Linked DNA regions of Homo sapiens: region 1 is linked to region 2. Evidence: chromatin loops called from intact Hi-C (ENCODE). Cell type or tissue: chondrocyte. All regions are shown on one strand. Links, peaks and the distances in the headings refer to the core of each region. The heading gives the core; the rest is flanking DNA. Region 1 has its middle 240 kb from the start of LINC00692. Region 2 overlaps TOP2B (DNA topoisomerase II beta).

Region 1 (9,019 bases), core at 257-8,256, 470 kb after region 2:
TTTATTTCCATAGATATGTACAAACGTATTCATAATTAATTTAGAATAGACCAAATGTCTAAAAGCGATAACATTGGGGACTAGGATAATAATTTGAAACAGTGGTACTCAACCTCTTCAGTGCATAACAGATATCAAATATTAGGATGTTTTGCTTTGTTCAAATTCAAAATGACACTAGCTGAAACAGATATGATTGTAACACAATCACATCTACAACAGCACAACAATGTCTTGCAGCATCTATAAAAACATTCACACTTCATTTTGTCCTCCTTCAGCGTCAGGCTGTTGTTAAATAGTATTACTTGCTGCCCTGATGTTAGACTTTTCTAATATACTTAAAACACAATGTCCTCATGTTCCGGGAGACTCACAGTCTTTCCGTTTGGTAGTCTCCATGCCTCTGCCCCTTGCCTCAACATTATAGCAATCATGCGTATGCCCAGAAAAAATAAAAATAAGATTTCACTTGTTGATCAAAACAGCGCTGGTGAAATGTGCTAGTGAAAAACTCTTACTGAAGTATTATATGCAGCATTCTCATTGACTCTATTTAATTCTGTGGGGGAAAACTACAATTGACTATAAATTCTTATTCTGAACTGCTTATCATACATTCTCCCGTTGTCCTAATTAATATTATCTTGTTCATTTTCGCAGATGGAAGAAAGGGAATGAAAAAAGAAAATGAGTTCCTGAGCTATTTTTTAAAAACATATATCATTTTGCATTTTATAGGTTATAACCTATGTATAATGCTAGCATATCATTTAATGCTAACATATCATTTAAAAACCCCACACACAAGGCAGTATACACATGACCAGCTATTTGTTTTTTGTTTTGTTTTGTTTTCAAATAAATATTATATCCTGTTATGAGGTCCATTTTAATCATGCAGCACTACCTTATTTTCTTAAAATAAAACAACCACATACTATTGCTTTCTAGTGAAGTATTGCGATTTATTTAATCAGACCCCAAATGGTAAAAGCCTGGTTGTTTCTACATTCTTGCCACTGCAAACAACACTGCAAAGAATGTTTGCATATTAATTTGCTGACTACATGCTACCTATAAATGTAATAAGTGATTTTCTTTAAACCCTGTAAAATTATCCTGGCTCTTTAACACAACATCATAGTAAGTGAGGAGAAACTGGAATGGTCAGTGTATTAGTCTGTTTTCATGCTGCTGATAAAGACATACCCAAGACTGGGCAATTTACAAAAGGAAGAGATTTAATTGGACTTGGAGTTCCATGTGGCTGGGGAAGCCTCACAATCATGGTGGAAGGCAAGGAGGAGCAGGTCACATCTTACGTGGATGGTGCCAGCCAAAGAGAGAGTGAGAGCCAAGCAAAAGGGGTTTCTCCCCATAAAACTATCAGACCTTGTGAGACCCATTCACTACCACAAGAACAGTATGGGGGAAACCACCTCCTTGATTCAACTATCTCCCACCAGGTCCCTCCCACAACAATGGGAATTGTGGGAGATACAACTCAAGATGAGATCTGGGTGGGGACATAGCCAAACCATATCAGTAAGCATTAACCCCTCATTCCCATCCGTATTGTTGTAACCTGTACCTCTCATATTTATTTTCCATCTATACCTCACTACTTGCAATTTTCCTTAACATGCCATGCTGTTTCACAGCTCCCTGTTTGCTTCCAGGAGTGCTTTTCTGCATTGAAAACCTAACAAATTTCTACTCATCTTTTAAAATCTATTCACACATTGTTACTCCTGCAGAAACGTATTCCCTCCACTACCAGAGTTAATTATCCCCTTTCTTGCAGTGCCCTCTACCTTGTACACACTCCCTCACTGCCCAAATAGCCCTTGATTATAATTATGTATATACATGTTTGCCTTTCTTATTGGACTCTGAGATCCTGACAGATTGGGACTATAACTTACTTGTCTTTTTATCTTTAATGCTAAGTAGACTCATTCTTTTTAGTTATTATCTATCTCTGTTCTTGACACAGTAGATCTTTGTCTAATGTTTGTTAAATGACAAGTGAAAACATTCTAAGTGAACTTGGCTGAATTTAAAGAAGAAAAGCATTTGGGGCCTGTAGTCAATTGTTAGTCATAGATTTGAGGAGATGATGGGGAGTTCTTGTGTTAGAAAGGTCCCTTGGCATGGTGATGGTCTCAGCCTTTTTTCCTGCTTACTCTCTGTGAGTTTTTGGCATTTTCTTTTCTCTGATATTCTTTAGCTTGTTGGCATTGTGACTTTGAATGTTTTGTTAGGCAATTTCCAAATTTACAAGTTTCAAGGAAGCATAATAAAGTTGATAGAAGGGACAGCACTGACACCAAAGTAAAAAATCTTGGGTAAGAAAGAATGAGTGACCAAAAAACGCTTAATAGACCTAAAATATTTATTGGTAATGATGTTTCAAAAGGAATATATGTCTATGTGAGCATATTCAAGGGAATTCCTTATTCTAAGTATGTTGCATTGCCATTAACTCTATTCCAGCCAGGATAAATGATTCCTGCACTTAAAGTGTACATCAAAGACTCATTTTAGCTTTTAGTATAATTACCCTCTATACTTTCAGTATTCTCAAACAATATTCTGAATGACTAATTTTTTAAAACTATAGATTACAGGAAAATAAACCCTCAATTTTTTTAAAAAAAGTATCTACTTTAAAATGTTTTGCTTGATTTTTTAATAGTTTCTACTATGCAAAGAATCAACTTCAAGTTAAATGGCTTGTCTGGTAATTAAATGGAAATTTCTCTCAATATAAATACTCTAAAACCAAACTTGTAGTTATTGCTGTAGTGAGAAGCAAGAGCTTTTAAACCCATATATTAGATAAAATATATTAGTGTCTCAATATCTTAGATTAAAACTGAAACTCTCTACTCATTAAACAATAAATCTCCCTTTTACCTTCCCCCAACCTCTGGTAACCATTATTCTACTAACATCAGCTCTGTGATTTTGATTACTCTAAATATCTTGTAAGTGGAATAATACAGTGTTTGTCTTTTTGTGACTGGCTTATTTCACTTAATATAATGTTCTCAAGGTTCACCTGTGGTATAAATGTATGTGAGAATTTCTTTCTTAAGGCTGAATGATATTCAATTGTATGTATATACCACATTTCACTTATCCCTTCATCTGTTGATGGGCACTTGCATTGCTTCCACATTTTAGCTATTGTGGATAATGCTGATATGAACATTGGGGTAAAAATATCTCTTGGAGGTTTGTTTTCAATTCTTTTGGGTATATACCCAGAAGTGACATTGCTGGATCATATGGTAGTTTTTTGAAAAACAGTCATATTCTTTTCCACAGCTGCTATACCATTTGACATTTCCACCAACATTGCTGCAATTAGTTCACATCCTCACTAACACTTGTTATTTTGTTTTTTTAAATTGTAGCCATCCTAATGGGTGTGAGGTGGTATCTCCTTGTAGTTTTCATTTGCATTTCCCTAGTGATTAGTGAAGCTGAACATCTTTTCATGTGATTTATAACCATTTGTGTGTGTTCTTTGGAGAAATGTCTATTCAAGTCCTTTACCATTTTTAAATTGGGTTATCTGTTTTTGTGTTGTTAAATGTTAGGAATTCTCTATATATTCTAGATATTAATCATTTGCCAGATATATAATTTGCAAATATTGCCTCCATTTTTGTGGGTTTCCTTTTTCTTTCTGTTGATTTTGTCTTTTGATGCACAAAAGTTCTAATTTTATGAAATTCAATTTGTCTATTTTTCCTTGTGTTACCTGTGCCTTTGTTGTTATATCCAAGAAATCACTGACAAATGTAATGATATGAAGCTTTTGCTGTATGTTTTCTTCTAAGACTTTTATAGTTTTAGGTCTTTGACCAAATCTGAGTTAATTTTGGTATATGATGTTAGGCAATAAGATGTTATTCTTCTGCATGTGGATATCCAATTTCTCAGCACCATTTGTTGTAAAGGCTGTCCTTTCTCCATTGAATGGTCTTGGCAATCTTGACAAAAATCATTAGAGACTTTTTAACAAGATGGCCAACTAGATGCAACTGGGAAGTGCTGACTCCACTGAAAGAGACGAATATTTTGACTAAACCAACATAATTTGAACAGATTTTTGGAGAGAAAATACTGAGACTGGATGCAGAAGTGACATAGAAGCTGAGACTGAAGAGAGAGAAAGCTGGGAACCCTGGGCATGGTGCTCGAATGCTAGAGTTGGTTCCCACCTCCAAATGGCTCTTGGGGAAGGGGTGAGTGAAGGGACTGTGGGACCGCCCACTGTTGCTGTGTACCTCTAGGGATCCTAGCTGCAGGGGACCCCACATCACACATGGACAGTTGAGTTGGCAGGGGGATCTTCCCAGATAGTAGATGGAAGTGGGCCTTAAGCCAGTAGGGAGCCAGGGGCCTCCGTACACAGGACAGCTCTGTCGGCCATATCCCAGGGCTCCCCATCTTCCTCCAAGAGACTCTGGCCCCGTTTAACTGTGGCCAGGAGGAAGTGGAGCTGACTTCCCTGTAGGTCTGCCTGCCTGCCAGTCCTTCCCAGGCCCCCTGCCTGGCCACCAACCAGGAGACTATACATAATACAGCCTCGATGACCAACCTGGGTACTTTGCTCCATCTGAGTGCATTCCCAGCAGCCTGGGAGCACTTCAAATCCCCCAGCACACCTGGAACCCAACCCAGAGGGTGGGGATGATGGAGCCACAGGCCAGTCCTGGCAGCCCAGGGCTGCCATGCACCACTTGGGATTGCTAAGCCTGGGGTCCACTCGAGTTGGGGAGGAGCTTACCCTCTCAGAGCACTGAGAGGGAAGAGACGTAGGTTTGTGGGATAGTGTGGGACCAGGGTGTTTCTCCCTCCACAGGGCCAGTTTGGAAAGGATGTGATCTATCTCCCTGCTGTGGCTTCTGCCTGAAGGACTCCAGCAGCCTGGAACACCTAACAAAAGAAACACGGGCACAGTGCAGTGATCAGAGAGGGAGGCTCTCCCAAGGCCCAGGAATGGACCTGGTAAGGGAGAAACCTTCCTCTCCAACCCTCTACCCAGCACCTCTCCCCACCCCCCAATTGCAGAGCACAGCTGCAAACTTGAGGAAATGCAAAGGAGCTGCGTGGCTCAAAGCTTATCTACTGCTCTTTACTCTTAAGCACCATCTACTGGGTCACAGCCCAAACTACAACACAAGAGATATTTTGCTAATATACCCCCCTGTGAAACCAAGGGCAAGAATTTGGCCACAAAGACCCTGTACAGAGCTTTTGACCTCTGAAAACATACAGAAATGAAGCCAACAACTTACATCACAATTAAAGGAACAACAGCCCTCCAAGATGAGAAAGAATCAGTGCAAGAACTCTGGAAATTCAAAAAGCCAGTCCCCTTATCACTAAACAAGTCCATTAGCTCCATAGCAATTGTTCTTAACCAGTCTGAAATGACTGAAATGACAGATATGGAATTGAGAACCTGGATGGCAAGGAAGCTCACTGAGGTTCAGGAGAGATTTGAAACCCAATCCAAGGAATCCAAAGAATCCAGTAAAACAACCTAAGAGCTGAAAGACAAAATAACCATTTTAAGCAATAACGAAACTGAAATTCTAGAGCTGAAAACTAGAAAAATAATTGCATAGAAACAAGAATTCCATAATATAATCGAAGTATTAATAGCAGAGTAGATCAAGCTGAAGAAAGAATCTCAGGGCTCAAAGACCAGTTCCTCAACTCAGTCAGACAAAAAATGAAGAAGAAGAAGAAAAAGAACATATAATTAAGAATAAACAACACCTCTGAGAAATAAGAGATTATATAAAGAGATCAAATTTTCAAAGAGAGAAGGAGAAAGAATAAGCAACTTGGAAAATATATTTGAAGATATAGTCCGCAAAAATTTCCCTAATCTCACTAGAGAGGTTGATATGCGATATGGTTGGGGTCTGTGTCCCTGCTCAAATCTCATGTCAAATTATAATCCCCAGTGTTGGAGGTGGGGCCTGGTGAATGGATCATGAGGGCAGATTTCCCCTTTGATGCTGTTCTCGTGATAGTGAGTGAGTTATCATGAGATCTGGTTGTTTAAAGTGTGTAGCACCTCTCCTCTCTCTCTTCCTCCTGCTCCAGCCATGTAAGACAAGCCTGCTTCCTGTTCACCTTCTGCCATGACTGTGAATTTCCTGAGGACTCCCCAGCCATGCTTCCTGTACAGCCTGCAGAACTGTGAGTCAATTAACCTCATCTCTTTATAAATTACCCAGTCTCAGGTATTTCTTTATAGTAGTATGAGAATGGACTAATACAACATGTGTATTCAAGAAACATAGAGAACCCTGGCCAGATACTATACAAGATGATCATCTCAAGGCATATAGTCATCAGCTTCACCAAGTTCAATGCAAAGGAAACAATCTTAAAGGCAGCTAGAGATAAGGGTCAGGTCACATACAGAGGTAACCCCATCAAGTTAGTAGTGGACTTCTCAGCAGAAACCTGAAGAGATTGGGGACCTATTGTCAGCATCCTGAAAGAAAATAAATGCCAACCAAAAGTTTATTTTTATTTTTAAAATAATTTATTTATTTATGAGATAGGGTCTCACTCTCTTACCCAGGCTGGAGTGAAGTGGCATGAGCTCAGCTCACTGCAGCCTCAATATCCCAGGCTCAGGTAGTCCTCCCACCTCAGCCTCCCGAGAAGCTGGGAGCATAAGTGTGTGCCACCACACCCAGCTAATTTCGTATTTATTTATTTATTTTTGTAGAGATGCGGTTTTGCCATGTTGCTTAGGCTGGCCTCAAACTCCGGGGCTCAAGCAATCCATCCACCTCTGCCTCCCAAAGTGCTGTGGTTATAGGTATGAGCCACTGCATCTGGCCCAACCAAGAATTTCATACTCCACCAAACTAAACTTTGTAAGTGAAGAAGAAATAAAATCCTTGCAGACAAGCAAATGATGAGGAAATTCATTTCAACTAAGCCAGCCTTATAAGAGGTCCTCAAGGGTGTGCTAAACCTCAAATCTAAAGGAAAACACCTGCTACCACAAATACACACTTAAGCACATAGCCCACAGACACTATCAGGCAACTGCACAATCAAGTCTACGTAACAACTAGCTAACAACACAATGACAGGATCAAAATCTCACATATCAATACTAACCCTGAATATAAATGGGCTAGATGCCCTACTTAAAATACATAGAATGGCAATCTAGATAAAAAAACATGACCTATCTGTCTGCTGTCTTCAGGGATCCATCTCACCTGTAATGACACCCACAGGCTCAAAGTAGAGGGATGGAGAAAGATCTACCATGCAAATAAAAACAACAAATAAAAGACAAAACAGTGTTTAAACCACTAACAAGAAGGACAAGAAGGGGTATTATGTAATGAAAAAGGGTTGGATCCAAGAAGAAGACTGAAGTATCCTAAATATATAACCAACATTAGAGCACCCAGATTCATAAAACAAGTTATTCTTCACCTAAAAAAAATAATTACCTAGCCACACAATTATATAGGGAGATTTCAGTAGCCCCACTGACAGCATTAGACAGATCACTGAAGCAGAAATCTAACAAAGAAAGACTGGAATTAAACACAACCCTTGACCAATTGGACCTAATAGAAATCTACAGAATACTCCACCCAACAACCAAAGAATATACATTCTTGTCATCTGCATGTGGAACATATTCTAAGATCAACCACATACTCAGTAATAAAACAAGTCTCAATAAATTCAAAAACATCTAAATTATCCTAAATACAGTCTTGGACCACACTGCAATAAAAATAGAAATTAATATCAAGAATATATCTCAAAACTACATAAATACATGGAAATTAAATAACTTGTTCCTGAATATCTCTTGGGCGAACACCAAAATTAAGGCAGAAATTTAAAAAATTCCTTGAAATTAATAAAAATAGGAGCACAACTTACCAAAATATCTGGGATGCAGCTAATGTAGTGTTAAGAGTAAAGTTTATAGCACTAAACATCTTCATCAAGAAGTTAGAAAGCTCTTAAATTAACAGTCTAGCTTTGCACCTAAAGGAACTAGAAAAAAAAAAAAAAAACAACCGCAAAGCTAGCGGAAGAAAGAAATAACTAAAATTAGAGAAGAGCTTAACCAAATTACAATGCAAAATTTCATACAAAAGATCAATGAAACTAACAGTTTGTTTTTTGAAAGAATAAGCAAAATTGATAGAGTGCTAGCCAAACAAATAAAAAAGAGACATTCAAATAAGCACAATAAAAAATGACAAAGGTGACATTATAGCTCATTCCACAGAAATAAAAAAGGTCCTCAGAGACTACTATGCACACACATTAGAAAATGTACAGGAAATAGATAAATTCCTGGAAATACACAATCTTCCAAGATTGAATCAGGACGAGATTGAAACCCTGAATAGACAAATATCAAATTCTGAAATGGAATCAGTAGTAAAAAACCTACCAACCAAAAAAATTCTGGACCAGATGGATTCACAATCAAATTCCATCAGATGTACAAGAAAGAATTGTACCAGTTCCACTGAAACTGTTCCAAAAATTGAGGAGGAGGGGCTCCTCCCTATCTCATTCTATAGAGCCAACATCAGCTTGATACCAAAATCTGGCAGTGACAGGAGGAGAAAAGAAAACTTCAGGCCAATATCCTTGATGAACATAGATGCAAAAATCTTCAACAAAATACTAGCAAACCAAATCCAGCAGCACATCAAAAAGTAAATACACCACAATCATGGAGGCTTTATTTCTGGGATGCAAGATTGGTTCAACATATGCAAGTCAGTAAATGTGATTCATCACATAAACTGAATTAAAAACAAAACCACACGATCATCTCAATAAACACATTTTGATAAAGTCCAGCAATCCCTCATGATAGAAGTCCTCAACAGACTAGGCATTGAAGGAACATATCTCAAACTAATAAGAGCCATCTATAAAAAACCCACAGCCAGCATCATACTGAATGGACAAA
Region 2 (9,019 bases), core at 512-8,511:
ATGCTTTTTTTTTTTTTTATAATACAGGGAGCAGAGTAAAATAATACGAACAAAGCAAGACTTTGGAGTCAGAGAGATCTACTTTGAATCCCAGTTCTTACTAGTTGAGAGATATGAACAAGTTACTTAAATTTATGTAAGCTTCCCTTTCTTCATCTATAGAGATAACAGTACCTACTTCCCAAAATGGTTAGGATCAAATGAGATAATATATGTAAGCCAAGTTCCTAGTAAGCAGTAAACAATAGTCAGTGTATATGTACAAATTCTGCAAGGTACTACCATTAACATTAATGACAATATGAACTTAAAGACTTACAAGCCTGGGCGCAGTGGCTCACGCCTGTAATCCTAGCACTCTGGGGGGCCAAGGTGGATGGATCACCTGAGGTCAGGAGTTCAAGACCAGCCTGGCCAACATGGCAAAACACTGTCTCTACTAACAACACAAAAATTAGCCAGGCGTGGTGGCGCATGCCTGTAATCCCAGCTACTTGGAAGGCTGAGGCAGGAGAATCGTTTGAACCCAGGAGGCAGAGGTTGCACCGAGCCAAGATCACACTACTACACTCCAGCCTGGGCGACAGAGCGAGACACGGGGTGGGGGGGCATCAGGGGGTGATGGGAGATGGCGGGTGGGGAAGACTTACATAAAAAGTTCGTATGGCACCATTTTACTCTATACTTCATTTTTCTGATTTTTGTTTTTTGTTTTGAGATGGAGTCTCGCCCTGTCGCCCAGGCTGGAGTGCAGTGGCGTGATCTCGGCTCACTGCAAGCTCCGCCTCCCAGGTTCACTGTCATTCTCCTGTCTCAGGCTCCTGAGTAGCTGGGACTACAGGCGCCCGCCACCACACCCAGAAAATTTTTTTTTTTGTATTTTTTTGTATTTTTATTAGAGACAGAGTTTCACCATGTTAGCCAGGATGGTTTCGATCTCCTGACCTTGTGATCCACCCGCCTCGGCCTCCCAAAGTGCTGGGATTACAGGTGTGAGCCACTGCGCTCAGCCTCTTCTGACGGTTTTTAATCCCCAAAAAGAAGTAAATACATTTCTACTTCTAGATCTTTCACCCTACTTTGACTATGACAGATGAAATTACAAATTTCCAAAGCAAGTAATTACAATAATTTTATCAACATATTAAAAAGTAAATATAGATGCACATCTCCTAATTTCAATCAATTTTAGCAATAATTACCTGCGTCAATGGCTCCACTGACCCAATATATGTATCAGGACGAAGAAGAATGTGTTCAAGTTGTGTCTTCTTCTGATACACTCTCTCAACAGACAACTTCTTTGAAGAATCATTTTTGTTGGCAGTTTCTGACTCTTCTTTTTTTGCAGCATTGTTCTGATCAAAAAGAGTCTAAAATTAACCAAAAAATCAAATTTAAATAACCTACCAAGGGGTAGACAATGAGTATGGACACACGACATGGGTTTTCTTTTTTAATGGCAAAATTATCTTTCAGACTGATTTTTTAAATCTAAAGAAAACACAGGTCTATTTACTGACCGTCTGGCTCTTATTATACAACATGAACCTGTAGTTTTGACTGAGCCCAAAACGTGGGTATAGTCACCAGAATCACTAGAGCAGTCTCCAGCAATCCAAAAATACAAACATTTCCCAATTCTGTAAGATATCAAGTTTGTTTGTTTGTTTTGTTTTTGAGACAGAGTCTTGCTCTGTCACCCAGGCTAGAGTGCAATGGTGTGATCTTGGCTCACTGCAGCCTCCACCTCCCAGTTTCAAGTGATTCTCCTGCCTCAGCCTCCTGAGTAGCTGGGACTACAGGTGCGCACCACTATGCCCAGGTAATTTTTTTTTTTTTTTTGTATTTTTAGTAGAGACAAGGTTTCACCATGTTGGCCAGGCTGGTCTCGAACTTCTGACCTCAGGTGATCAGCCTGCCTTGGCCTCCCAAAGTGCTAGCATTACAGGTGTGAGCCACCACACCTGGACTCAAGTTAATTTTTGTGGTCCTCAAAACCTCCCAAGAAATTTGAGTTCTGGTGAAGTTACAGAATCACAATGACTGAACCTGGCTAGGTGCAGGAGCCCCAAAAGCTTCCAGATGTAAGCTTCCCACCATTAAGCTACTGAAGACTACAGTATAAACAAAAATGACCTACACAAAATATTAACCTATGTAGTTAATAAACACTGATATGACTGAAATGGCTTATAAAATCCTCAAATTTCACACATTTGTAGATCATGCCAATAATTCCTCACATATCAGCTCTGGGTGTCCCAATACTGATCCCAGTTTCTCTACCAGTTTCAAGGAGGCACAGGTTGGTGATCTTAATTCTAAACATTCCTACAGCAGATGAGGATGTCAAATCAAATTTCCAAGGTCTACAAATTTCCTTGTCTTCTTAAGAGCAGCAGAGAATATACTTCTCTCCTTCTGGGATTCCTTAATGCTGACAAATATGACATCCCACTAAAAAGATATTGTGATGGCCTATCTTTTCAGAATCAAAAAATAACTCAAAAGACACAATGAGAATTAAAATATCTTCAGAGGCCTTCAAATTTTAGTAGAAATTAAAGAAACAGAATACAGATAATAGGAGATACAGAGATTTTGTGCATTTAAACAAGCAGTATGCAATTTCAATTCCGCTTTAAAGTTTTTATTTTTAAAAACTGTATCATTAAGTATGTTTAAAAATCAAAATACATGACCTCTGAAAAGTCTAAACGAAGATAAGAATTTAATATATCCTCAGGAAACTCAAACGTTAATTATAATTTCACAATGCAGTAAGTTTTATATACAATTAAAGATTTAATAATATTTCAAAATAAAAGTATTAAAAATAACTCATTTTACTAGATTTTAAACTATATTCTTATACATTCCTACATTTATAAGTTTTTCCATTAACACTGCTCAAAGACAATTAAAAGTAGCTTTGGATAAAAGAAAATAATTCTGTTTCACAAAGTTTTCACATTCACATTCCACTTCTGCAAAAGTTAGACGATGAACTAGCCGGCCAGAAAGATGAACTTTATTTTTAAAATACCAGATAGTCTTCAAATTTCTAATCGTATTCTTTGCTTTTTATGAAGAAATAGTTGATTGATAAAAACAAATTTACATTTAAGGGCCAGGCGCAGTGACGTTAATTTATAGAAACGATTCTAACAATAAAATCATAATTTATTTTTTAATGAAGCCTCAAAATAGTTAGAACAAAGATCATAATCATTAAAATCACACTCTAAGAAAGTACTCAAAGAAGATAGATGCTATGGAATCGAAAGTAGGTAACATTTTACCATTAACTTAGAACTGCTATTCTAAGTCTGCAATTATTGACATAAAGGTTGAAGACACATGATAACCATACAAATAAAAGCTTTCGTATTCCAGGCTACTCTTCTAAAACCAACCCCATCACAAAGAAAATATTTTCAAGATTAGACTCAACCAGAGGCTCATGTCTATCTAATTTGTATGAACTAAACTGAACTAAAGGGCACACAGGGATAAAAAAAAAAAAACAGGAGTAAAACCTTACCTCATGCTTTCTTCAAGAATTTACAACTTTTTCCACACTTCCTTACTTATAATCACCACCTCTTCCTCCCTGCACCTCTTCCCAAATGGATATATTACAAAAAAAAGTTTGAAAGCTTGAACCCACCAAATTCCTATCAAGTTCAAAGACTTACCATTCTTGCTAAGATAATGTCTAAAAAAAACAGGTAACATTTGAGTGTGGTCAGCCAGATGGCAAAACAAGAAACCCCAGGCCTTTCTTTCCCCATGAAGACAAGGATTCAACAATAACAAACAATCCAACTGCCTTTGTGATAAGTTCCAGCACCCCAGGTGAGCATAAAATAGCATCAAAGCTCATGTCCTCCCTCCTATCTGCCCCAGCAAGGCAAGATTGAGAAAAACAAACAAGACAACAACAACTTCCACCTTCTCCCTGGGGAGGAGCAGAAAAGGAATATACCTCCAATGGAACAGCTGAGGGCAGTGCTACCCTAGAAACTTCTTGACTGAATCTAAGTACTGACATTGAACAGGGTGCCAGGTTGAGGGCCATTGAAAACAAAAGCAAAGTGCTTTGGTTTAGCATCAGACCCTGCAGTATCAGAAACAGACACAAGGTGGAGCTCCAGTACTGTAGTTTACTACAGCACGAGACGCCACAAGTAAAGCAGACAAAGACACACCAGAGGGAGCAGACAGATGGACAGAGGCAAACCTCTTCAATTAAGAAATTACAAACCCAAAGAGGATGCATCCCCATAAAAGATTTGTGAGGTCTCAGGATTCTCTAGCTAGACTAACTGGATGAAGAAAGTCTTCCCAGTATGAAACCAGACCGCAAAGACCAGAGAGTTAGCTAAGCCTTCAAATGCCAAAGCCCTAACAGAAAATAACAATACAAAGAAACAGGGAAATACAGCCGATTCAATGTAAAAAACTAAATTGCAGCCAGGCGCAGTGGCTCACACCTGTAATCCCAGCACTTTGGGAGGCTGAGGCAGGCAGATCCCTTGAGCCCAGAGCTCAAAACCAGTCTGTGCAACATGGCCAAATCTTATCTCTAGCAAAACAAAACAAAAAAAAATTAGCCAGGTGTGGTAGTGCACACTTGTAGTCCCAGCTACTTGGGAGGCTGAGACGGGAGGATTGCCTGAGCCCAGAAGGTCGAGGCTGCAGTGAGCCATCTGCACACAACTGTACTCCAGCCTGGGTGACAGAGCAAGAGCCTGTCTCAAAAAAATAATAAATAAATCACCACAAATTGAGCCTAAAGAAATGGAAATATATTGTCATACAAAGAATTCAAATTAACTGCCATAAGGATGCTTAATGAAATAAATGAGTACAGATGAACAAACAAAAACTCGGTGTAACAATGCATAAACAAAAGGAAAAAATCAACAAAGATAAAAACTATGATGAAGTAGCAAACATTATTTCTGGAACTGAAGCATACAGTAAATGAATTGAAAATACACTAGAGGGATGTAACAGTAGACTTGAGCAGGCAGAATTTTTTTAAATCAGCAAATTTGAAGACAGGACTTTCAAAATTGCCAAGGGAAAGGAGCAAAAAGGCAAAGGAATGAATAAACATAAAAAGAGCTTAAAGAACTTATGGGCCACTATCTATCAGAACAACATATACATTATGTAAGCCTCAAAGGAGAAGAAAGGGAGAAATGGAGAAAGAGCCTATTTGAAGAAATAATAGCTGAAAACTTTCCAAATCTGAGGACATAAATGCATATACAAATTAAAGAAGCTCAAAGAACTCCAAGGATAAATCTAAAGAAAACTACACCAAGACACATCATAATTATACTGTCAAAAGTCATAGACAAAGAGAGAATCTTAAAAGCAGCAACAGAAAAGTGAATCATCAATTACAAAGGAGCTTCTGTTAGATTACTAGCCAATTTCTCAGCAGAAACCTTGCAAGATAGAAGGGATTGGAAGAATATATCTGAAGTACTGAAAGAAAAAAAAAAAAAACACTGCCAACCAAGAACATTGTATCCAGCAAAAGTGCCCTTCAAAAATGAAGTAGAAATTAATACTTTCTTAGATAAACAAACACTGGGACAGTTCATCACCACTAGGTTTGCCCAACAAGAAATGATAAAGGGAGTCCCTTAAAGCAAAAGGATAAAAAATAGCAACACAGTAACACAAAAATACATAACTCCCTGGTAAAGTCCAAGGAGACTCCAAAAAGTTCTTGGAAAAATGGAATCAAAAGATAAAAATAAAAAATATAAATTTTATTTCTCAACAAAAGCTCCATAAAGGTCAAGACACTTTTATAAGTGATGATATCAGCCATTTAGCTCAACTCTGAAGAACCAAGGGTCTTGGGAATTTAACCATGCCAATGCAGTCTTTTTACATTATCAACTGAAAAAATTAGGTGCCTTTTAAAGATTTAAGATTAGTAAACAAAAAAAGTCAGAAGGAGCAAAATCAGGATTATAAGATGGATGCCTAATTATTTATCATCAAAACTCTCATAAAATTGCTCTTGTTTGATGAAAGGAATGAGCAGGAGTACTGTCATGATGGAGAAAGACTCTGGTGAAGCTTTCCTGGGGATTTTTCTGCTAAAACTTTACCTAACTTTCTCAAAACACTCTTATAATAAGCAGATGTTATCGTTCTTTGGCCCTTCATAAAGTCAACAAGCAAAATGCCTTGAGCATCCTAAAAAACTGTTGCCAAGACCTTTGCTCTTGACCTGTCTGCTTTCGCTTTGATTGGACCACTTCCACCTCTTAGTAGCCATTGCTTTGATTGTGCTTTGTCTTCAGGATTATGCTGGTAAAGCCCTGTTTCATTTCCTGCTACAATTATTTGAAGAAATGTGTCAGTATCTTGATCCCATTTGTTTAAAATTTCCATTAAAAGCTTTGCTCTTGTCTGCAGCTGATCTAGGCACAATGGTTTTGGCACTCATTGAATGGAAAGTCTGTGAATCTTTAATTTTTCATATAGAATTGTGGAAGCTGAACCGACTGAGACATCTATGGTGTTAGCTATTGTTTCTGCTATTAATCATTGGTCCTCTTAAATAAGGGCATGAACATGATTAATCTTTTCCTGACAAATTGATGTAATGGTCTGCTGCTGCAGGCTTCATCTTTAACATCATCTCATCTCTTCTTAAAAGAAGTTATCCATTTGTAAACTGCTCATTTATTTGAGGCATTGGCCCTGTAAACATATTGTAAATCAATGATTTCACCATTCTTTCACCTAAGCTTCTTCATAAACTTGATGTTTGTTCTTGCTTCAATTTTAGCATAATTCATATTGCTCTGACAGGGGCTCTTTTCCAAATGATGTCTTATCCTTCTTAGTACCGCAAACTAGATTTTGTTCAGACACGTTATAACAAGTTAGTACAAGTTTATTTTGATACCAAAAAATTTTGAAATCCATGCATAGTTTTCTCATAATACACATTTTCCATGAACTTTTTGAAGACTATTTGTATACAGACAAATATGGCATCTTCTAGTATTGTAATACAGTAATACAGATCACTTAAATATAGTATAGAATTTTTTAAAGCATAAAAAATAATTCTAAATCTGTGTTAAAATATACACAATATAAAAAGAGGTAAAGTATCATCAAAAACAAAGCAGGGGAGGGCAGAGGTGAAAAAAGGAAGAGTTTTCATATGGCATTGAAGTTACTAATTTAAAATTTATTTTTATCACCTGAAGATATGTTATGTAATGGCAAGGTAAAGTCAAGGAAAATATCTGTAGAATATACACAAAGAGAAATTAGAAGAAAATCAAAACATGTCACTAAAAAAAAAAAAAATCAATGAAACACAAAAGAAGGCAGCAAGGGAAGAAAGATGGACAAAAAAGCTATAAGACATATAAAAAAATAATCAAAATGGCAATAGTGAGTCCATGTCAATAATTACTTTAAATATAAATTGGGCCAGGAGCGGTGGCTCACATCTGTAATTCCAGCACTTTGGGAGACCAAGGTGGGCAGATCACTTGAGGTCAGGAGTTAAGAGACCAGCATGGCCAATATGGTAAAACGCCATCTCTACTAAAAATACAAAAATTAGCCAGGCATGGTGGCAGCCACCTGTAATCCCAGCTACTCGGGAGGCTGAGGCAGAAGAATCACTTGAACCTGAGGCAGAGGTTGCAGTGAGCCAAGATTGTGCCACTGTACTTCAGCCTGGACAACAGAGGGAGATTGTGTCTCAAAAAAAAAAAAAAAGATTAAGTGCCCAAATAAAAGACATAGATTGGCCAATGGAATAAAAAAATAAGATCCAACTACAGGTTGTTTACAAGACATCTGCTTCAGATCCAAAGATGCACAAAGGCTACAAATAAAAGGATGGAAAAAGATATTCCAGAAAACTGGAATCTGAAGAGAGTGGCCGTACTTACATCAGACAACATAGAGTTTAAGATAAAAACTGTCACAAGAGACAGAGTAGGACATTATATGATAAAAGGGTCAATTCACCAGTAAGATATGCATCTAACATTACAGTTCCCAAATTTATGAGCAAACACTGACAGAAGTGAAGGGAGAGAGAGACCAACACAATAATAGTAGGAGACTTCACTAGCCCACTTTCAGTTATGGATAGAACAACCACACAGAAGATCAATAAAGACACAAAGAACTTGAACAACACTATAGACCAATTGGACCTAACAGACATACTCAGAACACTCCAATCAACAACAGGAGAATACACATTCTTTTCAATTGCACTTGGAACATTCTCCAACAAAGACCACATGTTACGTGACAAAACAAGTCTTAACAAACTTAAGAAGACTATAATCATATAAGGTATATTTTCCATCAAAAATGGAATTAAACTAGAAATCAATAGTAGAAGGAAAACAGTAAAATCCACAAATAAGTGGAAGTTAAACAACTCACTCTCATATAACCAATGGGTGAGAGATGAAATCACAAGCGAATTTAGAAAATATCAGGAGACAAATGAAAACCAAAACACAATAGAGCAATATTTATGTAATGCAGCTAAAACAGTATTACACCTAACATTAACAATCAGTAAAGATCTCGAATTAACAACCTAACTTTAGACCCTTTCAAAGAACTAGGAAAAGAGAAACTAAACCAAATTAATGAAGGGAAATAAAGATTAAAACAAAGATAAATAAAATAGAGAATAGAAAAACAATGAGGAAAAAAAATCAATGAAACCAAGAGTTTGTTTTTTGAAAAAATTAACAAAACTGACAAATCGTTAGCTAGATTACATAAGAAAAAAAAGAGATAATCAAATAACTAAAATTAGAAACGAAAGGGGACATTATAATTGATGTCACAGAAATAAAGATTATAAAAGACTTACATGACCACACATATGGCAACAGATTAGATAACCTAGAAGAAATGAATACATTCCAAACATATAATCTACCAAGACTGAATCATGAATAAAAAATCTCAACAGCCCTATAAC

What was found. A loop is a pair of places that touch in the nucleus more often than their neighbours do. Peaks named below come from ENCODE experiments on the same cell type or tissue, not always from the same donor. Only the 100,000 strongest peaks of a DNase experiment are listed, where the experiment ranks them.
Region 1: it touches region 2 in a loop (6-fold over the local background); 10 of 110 quality-filtered maps call a loop at or near these places.

The regions. Positions count from the first base shown.
Region 1 is chr3:26,113,243-26,122,261 of GRCh38, forward strand. No RefSeq gene overlaps it. Among named protein-coding and RNA genes, the nearest start is that of LINC00692, 240 kb to the left of the region's middle. RefSeq lists an enhancer at 4,600-5,099. In chondrocyte, for the core only: a CTCF peak has its summit at 5,179 (motif pointing left); no DNase peak of the experiment used is centred there.
Region 2 is chr3:25,644,098-25,653,116 of GRCh38, forward strand. It overlaps TOP2B (DNA topoisomerase II beta), which reads right to left. Exons shown (of 36, transcript NM_001330700.2): 2 at 1,203-1,373. Among named protein-coding and RNA genes, the nearest start is that of TOP2B, 16 kb to the right of the region's middle. In chondrocyte, for the core only: a CTCF peak has its summit at 4,146 (motif pointing right); no DNase peak of the experiment used is centred there.